3 separate regions of the Homo sapiens genome follow, and all the other regions are linked to region 1. Evidence: chromatin contacts called from ENCODE Hi-C or POLR2A ChIA-PET data. All regions are on one chromosome and are shown on one strand. The core of a region is the stretch at or near the end of the contact, and the rest is flanking DNA. Distances in the headings are between cores, read along the strand shown. Region 1 has its middle 78 kb from the start of LINC01865. Region 2 holds the start of ALKAL2 (ALK and LTK ligand 2). Region 3 holds the start of LINC01865 (long intergenic non-protein coding RNA 1865).

What was found. Hi-C counts contacts between places; a loop is a spot of excess contacts on that map. ChIA-PET counts read pairs that join two places held with the same protein, here RNA polymerase II (POLR2A). Pooled maps may share reads with other maps.
Region 2: a loop to region 1 is called in a pooled map, with 5 times the contacts of the local background. The contact joins the promoter of ALKAL2 here to the enhancer-like site in region 1. A Hi-C loop is called at or near these places in 1 of 168 maps with a recorded cell type or tissue (dorsolateral prefrontal cortex) and 4 of 50 pooled maps. POLR2A ChIA-PET finds 5 or more read pairs at or near these places in 1 of 52 experiments (H1).
Region 3: a map of chondrocyte shows a loop between it and region 1 (4-fold over the local background). The contact joins the promoter of LINC01865 here to the enhancer-like site in region 1. A Hi-C loop is called at or near these places in 2 of 168 maps with a recorded cell type or tissue (chondrocyte and endothelial cell of hepatic sinusoid) and 5 of 50 pooled maps.

The regions. Positions count from the first base shown.
Region 1 is chr2:392,663-396,233 of GRCh38, forward strand. No RefSeq gene overlaps it. Among named protein-coding and RNA genes, the nearest start is that of LINC01865, 78 kb to the left of the region's middle. RefSeq lists an enhancer at 977-1,676. Within about 2 kb of position 1,874, at least 7 of the 41 ENCODE cell types and tissues checked have a DNase peak (open chromatin) inside an H3K27ac peak, as active enhancers do; they include dorsolateral prefrontal cortex, where a contact is called at or near this core.
Region 2 is chr2:286,339-289,909 of GRCh38, forward strand. It overlaps ALKAL2 (ALK and LTK ligand 2), which reads right to left and starts at 1,753. Exons shown (of 6, transcript NM_001002919.3): 1 at 1,675-1,753; 2 at 1,245-1,554; 3 at 1-5. The coding sequence starts at 1,497. LOC101927262 (a long non-coding RNA gene) reads left to right here. Exons shown (of 3, transcript XR_007085917.1): 1 at 1-286. RefSeq lists a silencer at 1,268-1,317.
Region 3 is chr2:314,465-318,035 of GRCh38, forward strand. LINC01865 (long intergenic non-protein coding RNA 1865) reads left to right here and starts at 1,820. Exons shown (of 4, transcript NR_146953.1): 1 at 1,820-2,281; 2 at 3,379-3,571. RefSeq lists an enhancer at 211-780.

The DNA.
Region 1 (3,571 bases), core at 624-3,123:
GCCTCTCGGGTGGGGTCACCGCAAAGAGGAAAGGGCGCACGCAGGTCACTGCAAAGAGGAAAGGGCGCACGCAGGCGCAATGCACAGATCCACGGGCAGCATCTAGACGACGTGCGCTGCTCACAAGGCGAACCTTCGCTCAATGCTCCGGAAGCTGGTTTCCGAATTCACGCCAGCTCACAACTGACCTTCATGCTACACTTTGGGTCCCGTGAGGGCGGCTGCTTCCCCCTGCTCACTCTTGGGCAGCTGGAGCCTAACATAGAACCTGGCATGTGGTAAGCGTGTGCTCAAACTTCACGGCGGGGTGAGGGTGCAGGCATGTGCTTACCACACACTCAAACCTCACGGCAGGCTGAGGATGCAGGCATGTGCTTACCACACACTCAAACCTCACAGGCAGGCTGAGGGTGCAGGCAGGTGCTTACCACACACTCAAACCTCAGGGCGGGCTGAGGATGCAGGCACGTGCTTACCAGGCATTCAAACTTCACGACTGGCTGAGGATGCAGGCAGGTGCTTACTACACACTCAAACTTCACGGTGGGCTGAGGGTGCAGGCACGTGCTTACCAGGTATTCAAACTTCATGGTGGGCTGAGGGTGCAGGCATGTGCTTACCGCACACTCAAACTTCATGGGGGGCTGAGGGTGCAGGCATGTGCGTACCAGGTATTCAAACTTCATGGTGGGCTGAGGGTGCAGGCATGTGCTTACCACGCATTGAAACTTCAGGGCGGGCTGAGGATGCAGGCATGTGCTTACCAGGCACTCAAACTTCACGGCAGGCTGAGGGTGCAGGCATGTGCTTACCAGGCACTCAAACTTCACGGCAGGCTGAGGGTGCAGGCATGTGCTTACCACGCACTCAAACTTCACGGCGGGCTGAGGGTGCAGGCACGAGCTTACCACGCATTGAAACTTCAGGGCGGGCTGAGGATGCAGGCATGTGCTTACCACACACTCAAACTTCACGACAGGCTGAGGGTGCAGGCATGTGCTTACCACGCACTCAAACTTCACGGCGGGCTGAGGGTGCAGGCACGAGCTTACCACACACTCAAACTTCACGGCGGGCTGAGGGTGCAGGCACGAGCTTACCACACACTCAAACTTCACGACAGGCTGAGGGTGCAGGCATGTGCTTACTAGGCAGTCAAACTTCACGGCAGGCTGAAGGTGCCTGCTCCCAAGCGATCTCATGCAGCCTGCACTCAAACTCCACATTCCAAAAGTACCTACTCATCTGCCTAGATGCCTGCAGGGCTGGCTCTGATCTGCTTGTCCTGAAATGTGTTAACTGCCTTTTCATACCTTTTTTCATTGCCATGCCAACTGTGAAAGACTCCAGCCCCTTTCAGATGAGGCCCCCAGCTCGGAGATCCACCCTCCAGGAGGTGCTGGGCAGACGCGTGGGGCGGCCTCCACCTCCGGTTTCCTCCCTGTTGCCTCCCGCAGCCTCTCATTCAGAAAGAAACGTGTTTCCGGAAGCTGTGCCGTTGCCATGGAGCCTGGATGGCTTTGTCAGTTTCCTTATTTGCAGCCTCATCTCATCTCCAGACCCACTGTGCTCCTGGACTCGCTGGCAGTCCCAGCTCTCGCCTTCACTGTGGTCTGTGGACCCCTGCACTGAGCCTCGTGTCCTGTGAAGTCAGGCTCTGAGGGTCTCCACGGCCTCCTCTCACCAGAGACCCCCACATCTGCCGCGAATATAACCTAACACTCGAAACCTTTCTCAGTGGCTTGTGCCACCTTTTGAACTTACAATGTTGCTTTGTAGTTCCTTTTATCTGTTGTACGCTTCAGTTAACAGCGCAGTCGACACCTCCCCGGTGTTGGCATATTCTATCCTTCCACGTCCGTGTTGTGTGTTTTCATGGCGTGTCACTGACTCCCCCCGCTGGGGCCCGCGTCTCCTCTGTGCCTCCTCGTTTTGCGGTCTCTCCACATTTCCTGGATGCTCACTGTGCACCTGTCTCACTACAGCACCCTCGACACTGGCGGGCGCCTGGCTCAGCTGTTTAAGTAACTTTATGTTTATTACTTGGGAGGATATTAGCCTAGATTTAATTAATCTCTATGGCAGCATTTTACTTTTTTCTTTTATTTCATTTTGGAGACAGCCTGGGCTTTGTGGCCCAAGCTGGAGTGCAGTGGCGATCTCGGCTCACTGCAGCCTCTGCTTCCCAGGTTCAAGAGATTCTCCTGCTTCAGCCTCCCGAGTAGCTGGGACTACAGGCATGTGCCACCAAACCCGGCTAATTTTTGTATTTTTAGTAGAGACGGGGTTTCACCATGTTGGCCAGTGTGGCCTCGAACTTCTGGCCTCAAGTGATCCACCTGCCTCGGCCTCCCAAAGTGCTGGGATTACAAGTGTGAGCCACCGCACCCGGCCTATGTTGCTTCATTTTAAATGTCCAGTTGCGAAGCTGTGGGTGCAGTAATGGAGCTGATTTCTCAGCTGCTTCAGCTGAGTGATGTCCAACAACTGAACACAGGAAGCCTCAACGCAGATGCTCAGGCGGGGGCGACCGTGGAGACGGAATATTCTCTGGCCCTTCTGTGTTAAGAAAGCCTTCAGGTTGCTGATTATAGAAATGGATGTTTTTAGTCAGCAGTGCAGCTCCACTCTCAAATGGAAGAAAATCCTGTTTTCAGCACCACGTATGCCTAAAGCATCAATTATTTCACTCCCAAATCAGCTGTGTTGCCACCACATTGAATCTGCTGTGAAATAACAGTGTCTGCCAGCACGTGGGTGTTTGGTTAATTATTGTCTTTTTATAAAATATCTGCTTTATTGATACCTTTTCCTTTGGCTTAAGTCATTAATGATGTGTTATTCTGGTCTTGTCATGGATCTGTCAGTGGAATTGCACTGCAGGTGGCTTCTTTGTGGAGTGACAGCAAACGGCATTTGGAAAGTGTGGCTGTTCACCCTGTGGCTGTCCCAGGGCCACACACTGATTGGACTGGGGGCAGGTACCCCACAGAGCCACATGGGTTTAAGCCGAGTCTGCCTAAGTGTGGAACCATAAGTACAGAATGAAGGAAAACAAAACCTGAGCATTTTCTCAGAGTTAGGATTGTTCTTTTGAAAATCTTGGGCCAACTGGGATGACCGAGATTTTTATCCTCTTACCAGTTTTTTTTTTTTTTATGTTTTCTATTTCTAGTGAAGAACTAGAAGGAAAATATGCCCTTAAACGGACAAGTGTGTTATGGACGGAATGTGTGTGTCGCTCTGAAATTCGTAGGTTGCAGCCTCACCCTCAGCGGAGGAGATTAGGGTTTGATGAGGTCGTGAGGGTGGGGCCTCGTGCTGGGGCGAGTGTCCTTGTGAGAAGAGGCACCAGATCCCACAGGCTCCCTCTCTTCCTGGGCCCACACAGAGAAGCCGAGCCCTGTGGGTGCAGTCAGGACGGTGGCCGTGGCCCCCAGAGAAGGTGCCTCAGGCGAAACCAGCCCTGTCAGTGCCTTGGTCTTGGACCTCAGCCTCCAGACCTGTGGGAAGCGAATGTCTGCTGTTCAAGCTGCCCAGTGCATGGTATTTTGTTACAGTATCCTGGGCT
Region 2 (3,571 bases), core at 503-3,002, 110 kb before region 1:
AATTTCTGTTTCAGGGAAAAGAAAGTATTATATTACCTGAAGGACGCATTTTTTAAAAATGTGATCTTAAGTGAATGTTGAAGAAAATTGGAGCTCCATATTAGCCAAGTTGCTTTGCACAAAATAAAAAAGACTGGGGCCCTGGATTGCAACACACGACAGTGAAGAAGACTCAATATCAGGGACATTTATTTTCCTTGAAATAACAGTAACTGCTCCTGAAGCTCCAGGATTATGTCGGCTGTCTACCCCGTGGGATGCAGACAGAGACCACGAAGTTACAGAGGTAAGAAAACTGTTTTTTTTTTCTTTTAAACATTTAACTTCCAGTGAATAAGTCACTTTTAGGCACTTTAGTTTTAAGGACCTTGGGAATCAAATCCCACAACATTTCAAAGTTTTTAGAGAAAACCTGACCCTTCAAACAAAAAAATGGGTTACAGAACATTACTTTATCTAGATACATATTTAGAGTAAGGATTAAAAGACCACGTTTCAGTGAGGTGTAAATTAGTGGGAATATGCATGAACCTGGTTTGTAGGGTAAGAATCCCAGGGAAAGACTCTGCCAAGCAAACTTCTTCCACCAGGGTTCTCCGCACACAGTGGGTGGGGAGAACCCTGCAAGGGCGTTCTTCTTGAGTTCAGCTTTGTTTTTGCGTATTTACAGCCCTCTCCATCTTCACTCCCCCGTTCAGGGCTCCTGGCTGAGCCCCGACTGTGTGTGAAGTCACGCCCTCTGAAGAGGAGCATTCGCATCCACAGCTGACCCCCTAGTGAGTCTTCATTCACTCCTAACTTGACGCAGCCGGGATAAAACTGACCTTATCATGTTTGACCTGATTGTGTCACAAAAGCATTAGACGCTTTCATGCTTTCCTGGGAAATTCCCCGTGGGCCACCACTCTGGGCAGGGCCATGAAGGAGCCTGGATGCTTCCTTTTCAGTTGGGAAAGCTTTGCTGGAAATGCTTCCATTTCCAAAGTGACGGTTGACAGTTTAGTGTGGAAACCACCGACCCGCGCCGCAGCTCACGCGCGCCAGAAGGAGACCAGGCGCTTCTCCGCCAGGCCTCATGCGCGGACCTATTGCTGCTATTTTCTTTTTCTTAAAAAAAAAAAAAAAAAAAAAAGGAATCCTGCTGTTCAGTGGTCAAAATTGATGTCTCTTTTTGAAACGTGTTTCTCAAAGACAATTCTATTTCCCAGCAGCCCCGGCCCTCGGGCGCGCTCGGCCCCACTCACCCACTCGCTGCTCCGGCGAAGGCCCCAGCCCCGCCGCCTCCGCGCGGCCCAGGGCGCAGTCCCGCCCGAGGAGCTGCAGGCCCTTGTGCTCCGCCGAGTGGTGCTTCCGCAGCTCCTGGACGAGTTCCACCACCAGCCGCAGCAGCGCCTGTCCGTCCGCCGGCTCCCGGGGCTCCGCGCCCCCCCGGCCGCGCCCCGCCGCCCCCAGCACCAGCAGCAGCCCCAGGAGGAGGGGGTGCCCGGGTCCGCGCATCGTGCGCTCGGGGCCGCGGGGCTGGGAGACTCCGACACGCGCCGAGAGCTGGGCTCGCTGCGAGAGAAGGGGCGCGGGGGGCCGGAGAGAAAGTCAGCGGGGGAGGGGGACGGAGCGCGGGGCGGGGGAGGGGAGGGGAGGCGGGAGGAGCCGCTGGCGCTGGACCCGGCCCCTCACCTCCGCGGACCCCGAGGAACAAGCCGGCAGGTGAGGGAGCCGCGGTCTCCTCGACGATCACGCCCGAGGTCCCGCCCACGGGGAGCGACCGCCGCTGGTGCGGAAAGGAGCCCCCGGAACCCGCCCGCCCGCCAGCCCGGCCCCTCCTAACTTTCGCCCGAAAGGCCGCGTCCGCCGAGCGCGCTGCGCCTGGCGCGGGCGCAACTTTCTTTCCCCTTTGGAAGCCGCGGGTGCCAGGCAGCTCCCCGGCCGCGGGCGGACCTCGGAGGGGCCGCGCTCCCGCGCCTACCGCTCTCCAAGAAGGCGGCGCCGCGCGCCGGGCCCGGCGGCCGCGCTCAAGTTTCCAGCGTCGCCTTTGCGCGGTGGTCGCCGGCGAGCGCCGAGTCCCCGAAGCCCACGGAGGAGGCCGGGTGCGGACCCTCGCGCTGGCCCCGGCCGCGCCACGTGCTGGAAGCCCCTCCACCTCCCGGCCATGGCGCCCTCCCGCACCTGCCCGGCGCCACCCGGGAGCCACCTGCGCGTCGTGGCCGGGCCGGTTACCTGGAGCCGCCGGAGTCGTCGCCGTCTGTGCGCACGTCTGTCCCCGCGCCCCGAGCTGCGCCACTACTCCATGCCCGGCGGGCGGAGCGCACGGGACGCGGGGACTCGGCCGCTCCGAGCGCTGGACCCACGGCCGACCTGGGGTGCGCCGGCTCCGAGTCCCGCCTCAGACCTCGGGGAGCTTCTTATCCCCGCGCCCGCCGACGTCAGGCGGGTCCCCAAGGGCTCCGAGCGGGGCTTTAATTAGAAGCCGCTGAAGTGTTAGTACCCCCATGCGGATCTTCGTCAGTCCCCCCGCCTCACCTCGCTCTCGCCTCCCCCCGTCTCCCGCTCCCCCTCAACTCCGCCCCCGCCCCCGCCCGGTCCCCCCACCCGCATCTCCACCGCGTCTCCCCCTCGCCCGCGCCCCGTCTCCCGCGCCCCTTCCCTCCCCACCTTCCCCATCTCCCGTCTCCTCCTCTCCTGCCCCACCTTCCCCCACTCCCCGTCTCCTCCTCTTCCCCCTGTTCTCCTCCCCCCGCCCCTCCCCCAGTCTGTTTCCCTCCGTTCCTGTCACTTGTGACAGGATGAGAAGAAACGCCTTTACCAGGAACTCGGTTCTGTTTTTGTCTAAATGTAGATCTTGGGCTATTAAAAAGGGAGCTGCCTGATTGCTTCGACATTTAATAAGTCAATTAGAGTCCATCCGTTTTGGAGGGATCCGCTCTCCGGACCTCGAGGGGTCTGCCCCGCCCGAGCCCAGTCCCCAGGTTCGGGTCCCCAAGCCCTGGTCCCCGAGGCGGGGCGGCCAGGAGGCAGGAGATGGGCGGGTGAGGACTCTCCACGGCCCCCGAGGTGCGCACAGCTGACCACCCGAGGAGGGGCAGGACCTGCACCCCCTCCCCAGACCCCCTGCGAGAGGACGAGCGAAGGTCCCTCCCCGGCAAGGACCGCGCCATCTGCGCGCTCCTCTGCGCTGGACCCTCGGCCCGCGGGTCCCTCGCGCCCCGGCAGGGAACGCCCGCAGGAGGGCACTTGCCTCCCGGACTCGTCTTTAAGAAAGTTTGGCTCTTTGGCCGAAGCCCGGCACATCTGTGAAAGTTCAGCAATTTGCCTCTTTTATTTTATTCTTGTAAAATGTATTATCAATCAGTTGCGCACTTTCCCATTCGATTGGTGCTTTCTGGGCAAGAGCTGGACGTCTTCCAAGTCCGCGATCTGTTTGGGAAAGGTGTTCTGAGTGCAATCAGAGAGGCGGAGTGGGCGAGAATTAAAGGCCTGCACCATGATCGGGGCAGTCGCAGGACCGCGGCGGGAAGGTGCTGGCCCAGGCGCACGTGAGCGCGGGCGGTGCGGGCGGAAGGCTCCGCGCCCCGAT
Region 3 (3,571 bases), core at 570-3,069, 78 kb before region 1:
AAAGCTGCAAAGTGGGTGACACAGACTCAAAATTTGGAGCGGATGAGGGGCAGGAGCAGCTCACTGATTGGGCCCCGACTTTCCCAGGTGTCTACACTGCTAGAGCTACGCTCACAGCTGCGGACGTGCACGCGCTGCCAGCAACTGCACCGAGCACTCAGCGCACACCTGCTCCCACGCGCCACGCACTCGTGCAGGTGCCGGGAGCTCCGTCGTCAGCAGCCAGAGGAAAGCCCTGTTCTCGTGGAACCTCCATCCTAGCGAGGACAGAATGAGGACGCACAAATCAAATCGAGTCCACAGCGTGTCAGGTGACAACATGCTGAGGAGAAACGCAGAGCCAGACGAGGGGCAGGCAGAAGGGCGGGCGTTTGTGACCCGAGGCCGGGCGCGGGCCCCGCCGCAGGGCTGTGAGGCCGCCGTGGGACTGGTTCCACCGACACTGGAGGCCAGGCGTGGGCCCTCCGTAAAGTCCCCCGTGTGGGATTACGGGACAGGCGGCGGAACCCCAGTTTAACCCTGGGTGTGTTTGGGCACGCAGCCATGCCGACTAGAAGGACCTGAGATGGATTCGGTTCGCGGGGAACGGAGGTGCCCTAGCTCCCGTTCACGACCGCATCTTAAAAAGCAAAGTGAGCCAGTTTTTCGCAAAGATGATTTCACTGGATTTCCGCGTTTAGCGTCACGATATGGGGGCCTCCGAGCGCCTCTCTGGGCTTCCACACAATGGGCCACATCACGTTTCTGACCAGAGAAACACAGGTATCTGTGCTTGTAAACATCTGGAATTTAATTCGGTGGAAAAAATAACTTGTGGGGAGGGTGATACACATCTAGGTCTGTGTTCAGCTTGGGGGCTTGCCAGCCAGTGGCTTTTTTATCGTCTTTAATCCTGGGAGAGTTGTTACTGAAAGAGGTAGCATTTAGTGCAGCTCACAAATGCGTAACAATCCCCCACTTCAGTGAATCCAAAGAAAACACAGAGATTACAAAGCACCGTTTGAGGCCGGGATCAGGAGGCAACCAAGACAAATAGGTTTCTGTCCATTTGGACAGGAGCTTTGGGGGCTCGCCTGTACTTCCTCTCTCACTGGCTTTAGGTGACTAAACCTTGGGGCTATTCTGTCACTGCTGTGTAGAGCTGGCATCGAGGTCGAACCTGTTTCTTCTTCGAAATCTCTTGAAACAACTGCTGCTGACTGGGAAGGTACGGAGAGGCTTGGCTGCAGTGAGTGAAAGGCTGTCTCTCTTGACGGTGTGGCTCTGTTCCCCAAGTTGAAAACATTGAGGCGTCTGTCTGCAGCCCAGACACCTGCTGGGGGTCCCTCACCACCGTGGCCAGACCCTCCTGTCTTCTGGTCCCCTGTCCTGGAGGCATCTCACTGCCACCAGGAAGCTTCTCTGGGTGTGGGGGGGCAGTGGCCCCTGGACAGCTGACTTGTCAGGCTTAGAGGTTGCTTTGGTTTTGGCTTTTAGTGTATTTGTTCTTGGATATGGTTTGGCTCTGTGTCCCCACTCAAATCTCATCTTGTAGCTCCCATAATCCTCACGTGTGTGGAAGGACCTGGTGGGAGATGATTGAATCACAGGGGTGGGTCTCTCCCATGCTGTTCTCATGGTAGTGAATGGGTCTCACGAGATCTGATGGCTTTAAAAACGGGAGTTTCCATGCACAGCTCTCTCTTTGCCTGCTGCCATCCACGTATGACGTGATTTGCTCCTCCTGGCCTTCTGCCATGTTTGGAGGCCTCCCCAGCCACGTGGAACTGTGAGTCCAATTAAACCTCTTTCTTTTGTAAATTGTCCAGTCTTGGGTATGTCTTTATCAGCAGCATGAAAACAGACTAATACAGTTTCTACATGCATTTATTTAACACTTAACTAATTTTCTCACTTGGTCTTCATGAAACAGGTGTCTTTGAATTGAGGAGAGGAGAAAGAAGAGGAATGATTTTTTAAAAACCATAAAACAGAGGTTACCCAGTGCCTTCAAGACTAAACTTTATTATAGTTTCCACAGCAAGTAGCTGGAGAAAGTGCAACCAAGGCTGCAAAGTGGACAGCCGTGCAGTGCGCAGGGTGCGGGAAGGCAGAGGGGTGGCCCCGTGGCCCCTCAGCCCAGGAGTCTCGAGCCAGTGGCTCTTGGGGCTGTGGGTTGAAAACAGGCCAGCAGCTTCTAGCACGTCCCTCGCGGTGTTCTTCACCTTCTCCCAAGAATGCATCCCTCGCAATGCTCTCTCGTGTTCTCTTGAGGATACGCGGCTTTTGGCCATGGCAGCAGGTCAGTGCCCACAGGCTAGGATGCCAGCAAGCACCTGGGGGGCTGTGGGGTCAGCAAAGCTGTGTGGTGAGACTGGAATGCACCTACTGTGTTTCTGATAGACTGCTCTGTTTAGCTGAATGTTTGAAACATGGCAGATACTCAATAAATACTTTTAATGGTTAAATCAATTCATTTACTTCATTTGACCAAGAGTGGAAATTTTAAACAGGACATTGGGGAAAATTTTCCATCAGAAAGGTTTTTAATTATCTTTAAATCAAAATGGTTTACTTAGGTGATATTGAAGGCCCTGTCTTAACACAAAAAGCTATTTAAACAGTGTTACAATGGTTATTGCAGAAAGACTGTTCAGAAGAGCCTCATTAATAAAAATAGCAGTTAATATTCCGAGAGGAAGATTCTCTTATTAGGACAACCAGCAAGCACTCACCAAAAGACAGGGTAGGCCCAGAGTGTGTCTATTTGTTATGGGGACCCAGACAGTGTTTCCTGTATGAAAACTGAATAGCGCTTGTAACTTAGGGCATATGCTTTGCATATTATGGAATAGAGTTCAGATGGGATTTTTGTCTCATTGCTGAATAGATGGTTATGGGGCGGAAATAGGGGGTGCATGAGGGTCACCGCCCACCTTGGTCTGAGAGCATCCTCGGAAACTTGAATGTAGGTGGCCTGAGGGAGGCCTGGATGGTCCTGAGCTGCCCGGCATGGGCCAGTGTGGCTGAAACAAGTGATAAGAAATTTAATTTAACTCCCTGAATAGTGGAAAATGGACGAGTTTTGTCGAGCTGAGTCAGGGAGGAGTGTTGTAGGAGGCGGCGCTTGAGCGGCGAGAGAGATGCAGACTCGTTTCCTGAGCGCGGTGGAGCCGGGTCTTGACCCAGCGGCTCTGCACAGCTCGCCTCATTCAAGGCAGGTTTTGGTCCCAGCTGTTCCACTAATTAGCACATGACCCCGGCAGGCAGCATGACCTCCTTGACCTCTGTCCTGTAGGACCCCTGCAGGCTCCGTGCAAATTCAGTTAGAATGACTCACCATTCTCCCAAGTAAATGGTATTTTTCACTTTTTGGCAAAACCGTTTTCTCTTGTACAGTCAGAGCTGTCAGCCCACACAAAAGAGGAAAGTCTGAGGCTTTAGTTTGATGAACACATTTATATGATGGGACGAACATCAGAGCCCGCAGCTCTCGGCCCTGCTGGTGGCAGAGGCTTTGTACTGTGTGACAATGACCTGGATATGGAAGCAGAAGGGAGCTTCTAAGGACCGGAAGCTGAGAGTCTGTCTC